2 separate regions of the Homo sapiens genome follow, and region 1 is linked to region 2. A link is an interaction called in ENCODE POLR2A ChIA-PET data of the cell type or tissue named here. Cell type or tissue: PC-9. All regions are shown on one strand. Region 1 overlaps TXNRD1 (thioredoxin reductase 1). Region 2 has its middle 17 kb from the start of TXNRD1.

What was found. ChIA-PET counts read pairs that join two places held together with the same protein. Peaks named below come from ENCODE experiments on the same cell type or tissue, not always from the same donor. Only the 100,000 strongest peaks of a DNase experiment are listed, where the experiment ranks them.
Region 1: POLR2A ChIA-PET joins it to region 2 with 7 read pairs; 5 of 35 experiments call an interaction of 5 or more read pairs at or near these places.

The regions. Positions count from the first base shown.
Region 1 is chr12:104,346,180-104,348,679 of GRCh38, forward strand. TXNRD1 (thioredoxin reductase 1) reads left to right here. Exons shown (of 17, transcript NM_001093771.3): 17 at 2,174-2,500. The coding sequence ends at 2,242. Among named protein-coding and RNA genes, the nearest start is that of EID3, 44 kb to the left of the region's middle. In PC-9, no CTCF peak of the experiment used is centred here; a DNase peak (open chromatin) is centred at 1,412; H3K27ac peaks cover 2,500 bases.
Region 2 is chr12:104,197,509-104,200,008 of GRCh38, forward strand. No RefSeq gene overlaps it. Among named protein-coding and RNA genes, the nearest start is that of TXNRD1, 17 kb to the right of the region's middle. In PC-9, no CTCF peak of the experiment used is centred here; no DNase peak of the experiment used is centred here.

The sequences.
Region 1 (2,500 bases), 150 kb after region 2:
TATATATATATATATTTGAGACAGGGTCGCATTATGTTGCCCAGGCTGGTCTCAAACTCCTGGGCTCAAGCAATCCTCCCGCCTTGGCTTCCCAAAGTGCTGGGATTGCAGGCGTGAGCCACGGTGCCTGGCCAGTTTTTTATTTAGACTGATCAACGATGGCAGTTTGGCTTCCTCCATCTTTTTAACATAAGAACAACATCAATATGAGAAAAAACAGATAAGAGCTCATTTTGGTGGATTTAGTTTTGTATCCACATCTCCTACAAGTTCTATTTCTAAATCAGTTTCTGAGAAATAGAACCCAGGCTTGCAAATTGATAAGCCTGGAATTTGTTTAAATGTATTCTTTGGCTCTTTATTTTTTTCCTCATTATAAAAATGGAAAAGAAAGCATGTTTGAATTGCCCTTAATACCCCTTTCTAACACAGTTATTTTTATTATCATGTATTGTTTCCCCGTCCTCATCTGTACTCCTACATTTTTTTTAAACAAAGGAATTTTATTGCCTTTCCAAAAAAGTTGTACTAGTTTATAATGTCACCAGCATTGCATATAAGAGTGCTAATTAAAATGTTGCAAAATTCAGTGTCAATGTTTTTTCTATAATGAGTATAAAAAGGATAACTATTGGCCAGGCACAGTGGCTCATGCCTGTAATCTAAGCACTTTGGGAGGCCGAGGCAGGTGGGTCACCTGAGGTCAGGAGTTTGAGACAAGCCTGGTCAACGTGGTGAAACCCTGTCTCTACTAAAAATCCAAAAATTATCCGAGCATGGTGGCAGGTGCCTGTAATCCCACCTACTCGGGAGGCTGAGGCAGGAGAATCGCTTGAACCTAGGAGGCAGAGGTTGCAGTGAGCCAAGATTGTGCCGCTGCACTCCAGCCTGGGTGACAGAGTGAGACTGTCTCAAAAATAAAAATAATAATAAAATAACGATTTCAAGGATTTTAGCATATCTTTGCTAACAATGATGAGCCTCTTTCTTCTTATAATGATTTTTTTTTTTGGATATGAATTATCCATATTTTCTAATGCATTTGTATTTTAAAACTTTTTAAGATACTGGCCATTAGTATTTGGTCTGGATTTTTTTGAGAAGTAAAGGCTTTGTCACCCTCTGAGGCTAAAACAGACTAAAGACTTTTCTCAGTATTGTTCCTCCCTTACACAAAACTGTTTTCCCCCTTATTCACAAGTATTTTTGTTTTTACGTACAGGCAATCTTGAGCAGTAGCAAGTAAAGATTGTCTAAAACTGTCAAGTCCACAACCATCAAATGTTTGCAAGGATATGAAACAAGGAGAACTTGTTAGTCACTGCAAATGAGAGTATAGGTTGGTTCAGGTACCTTGAAAATCTAGTCAAGCCAAAGTTTCACCTGCCCTCTGACTCAGCAGTTGTACTCCAGCTCTGTGTGCAAGGAGATGTGCTGGAATGTCACAGCATCGTATTGCAAAGAGCATATTGGCAACAGCTTGGATGGCCAGCAGAAGGAGCCCAAATGTGTGATTCATATTCACTAGTCGAATAATTGAATACTACAATATACACCATATATACTACACTGTATGTGTTGTTCTATACTATAGTGATTGACTCGAACTCCATTCAGTGAAAAAAATGGAAGAATTAGCTATTTGTATCCATATGGGATACAAAAAAGCAGGGTAACAAAAGAATCTACATCATCTTGCCATTTGCAGGTAAAGCTTCTTAAAAAAACAAGAGAAATGCAGGAAGAAATGCCTAGGAATGATAAGACCAACTCGGTGGAGGGAAAGGAGGAAAAGGCCAATGGGGTGGCACACACAGGGCTAACTGGGCACTTTATACCCTTCTTTATATCCAAAATATTTTATGGTGAATTTCTTTTAGAGGGTTGACAAGCACCTGTGGGTACCTGATCTGTTTTAATCATCCTCATGCTAACAAAATTCTTCAGTAGATATAACCTAAATTTTTTTTCTCTTTCATCTTGGTTTTAAAATGTCTTCCCCCTTTTATTCTCTGGAGAAATAGAAGATATCCTTGATCATACTACTTCTCTGTTTTATTCATTTTGGTAGTCGCCTAAGATGGTTTTAATGCATATGGCATTATCTGAACTGTTCCCTGTTACCTCATTTGCTCAGGCATCTGAAGATGTTGTGCTTTCTCTTCCCCTGCAGGTATTCACAACATTGTCTGTGACCAAGCGCTCTGGGGCAAGCATCCTCCAGGCTGGCTGCTGAGGTTAAGCCCCAGTGTGGATGCTGTTGCCAAGACTGCAAACCACTGGCTCGTTTCCGTGCCCAAATCCAAGGCGAAGTTTTCTAGAGGGTTCTTGGGCTCTTGGCACCTGCGTGTCCTGTGCTTACCACCGCCCAAGGCCCCCTTGGATCTCTTGGATAGGAGTTGGTGAATAGAAGGCAGGCAGCATCACACTGGGGTCACTGACAGACTTGAAGCTGACATTTGGCAGGGCATCGAAGGGATGCATCCATGAAGTCACCAGT
Region 2 (2,500 bases):
GGGATGTTGAAATCCCTTACTCATTGTATTGCAGTCTATCTCTCCCTTTAGTTCTATTAATATTTGCTTTATATATTTTGCTCCTCCAATGTTGGGTACATACGTATTTACAGTTATTATATCCTCCTGCTAAATTGACCCCTTTATCATTATATAACGACTTTTTTGTCTTTTTAAATAGTTTTAGTCTTGAAGTCTATTTTATCAGATATAAGTAGGCTGACTCTTGCTCCTTTTTGATTTTCATTTGCATGTAATATCTGTTTGCATGCCTTCACTTCCAGTCTATTTTGTCTTTACAGGTAAAGTCTTCCTTCCTTCCTTCCTCCCTTCCTTCCTTGCTTCCTCCCTCCCTTCCTTCTTTACTTCCTTCCTTCTTTCCATCTCTCTCTCTTTTTTTTTTCTTTCTTTCTTTTTATTTGAAATGAAGTCTTCCTATGTTTCCCAGGTCTCAAACTCCTGGGCTCAAGCAATCATCCCACCTCAGCGTCACAAGTGGATAATACTACAGGTTTGCCACACCAAGCCTGACAAAATTAGTTATTGTAGGTAGCAGATAGTCTTGTTTTCTTAAAAAAAATCTATTCAGCCACTCTATGCCTTTTAATTGAAGAATTTAGTCCAGTTTTGCATTCAGTGTGACTATTGATAGGTAAGAACTTGCTGCTGCCATTTTATTACTTGTTTTCTGGTTGTTTTGTAACTCCCGTCTTTCGTTCTTACTGTCTTCCTTTGTGGTTAGGTGATTTTCTCTAGTAGTATGTTTTAATTCTTTGCTTTTTATTTTTAATGTATTTATTATAGATTTATACGTTGGGTTACCATGAGGCTTACCAAAACATCTAATACATATAACAAGTTACTTTGAACAGATGACAACTTAACTTTGATCAAAATGAAAAGATGGGGAGGTGGGGATTGTTAATGGGTTTAAAAAAATAGAAAGAATAAATAAGACCTACTATTTGGTAGCACAATAGGACGACTATAGTCAATAATAACTTGATTGTATATTTTAAAATAACTAAGAGAGTTTAACTGGATAGTTTGTAACATAAAGGATAAATGCTTGAAGCTATGGATACCCCATTTTCCATGCTGAGATATTATATATTGCATGCCTATATCAGAGCATCTAATGTATGTCTATAAATATATATACCTACTATGTACCTGAAAAATCAAAAAGAAGGCCAGGCGTGGGGGCTCACGCCTGTAATCCCAGCACTTTGGGAGGCCGAGGAAGGCAGATCACGAGGTCAAGAGATCGAGACCAGCCTGGCCAACATGGTGAAACCCCGTCTCTACTAAAAATACAAAAATTAGCTGCGCATGGTGGCATGCACCAGTAGTCCCAGCTACTCAGGAGGCTGAGGCAGGAGAATCGCTTGAACCCAGGAGTTGGAGGTTGCAGTGAGCCGAGATCGCGCCACTGCACTCCAGCCTAGCAACAGAGCAAGACTCCATCAAAAAAATAAATAAATAAAAAGAAAAAGTTTAAAGAAAAAAGAAAAGAAAACAAACAAACAAAAGTACTTTAAGGCCAGGTGTAGTGGCTCAAATCTTTAATCCCAGTACTTTGGGAGGGCAAGGTGGGCAGATCACTTAAGCTCAGGAGCTCAAGACCAGCCTGGGTAACATGGCATCTCCACACACACACACACACAAAAATTAGCCGGGTGTGGTGGTGTATGCTTGTAGTCCCAGCTACTCAGGGGGCTGAGATGGGAGGATTACTTGAGCCCAGGGGGTCGAGGCTGCAGTGAGCCGAGATCATGCCACTACACTCCAGCCTGGGTGATAAACTGAGACCCTGTTACACACACATACAGAAAAAAAACTTGAAAAGTTTTAAACTCAAACTCCAATTCTCCTCTCCACATTCTGACTTTTTGTTGTCTCAATTTATATCTTTTTATATTTCCTATCTCCTAATAAATTATTATAGTTATTTGTGTAATATTTGTCTTTCAGTCTTCATACTAGAGCTATGAGTGATTTATATACCACAATTACAGTATTACAATATTCTAAATTTGTCTGCATACTGAATTTTACCAGTGAATTTTATATTAGCTTTGTGCAAAATTAATTGCAGTTTTGGCCATTGAAAGTAATGGCTGGGCATGGTGGCTCACACCTGTAATCCCAGCACTTTGGGAGGCTGAGGCAGGCGGATCACCTGAAGTCAGGAGTTCAAGACCAGCCTGACTAACATGGTGAAACCCCATCTTTACTAAAAATACAAAAATTAACCAGGCATAGTGGCAGTCACCTGTAATCCCAACTACTCGGGAGGCTGAGGCAGGATAATTGCTTGAACCCAGGAGGCGGAGGTTGCAGTGAGCTGAGATTGCTCTCCAGCATGGGTGACACAGTGAGACTCTATCCAAAAAAAAAAAAAAAAAAAAATTAATGGCAAAAACTGTGATTACTTTTGCACCAACATAATACCTTCAGATGATTTTCTTGTTGCATGTTAGGATCCTTTTCTCTCAGA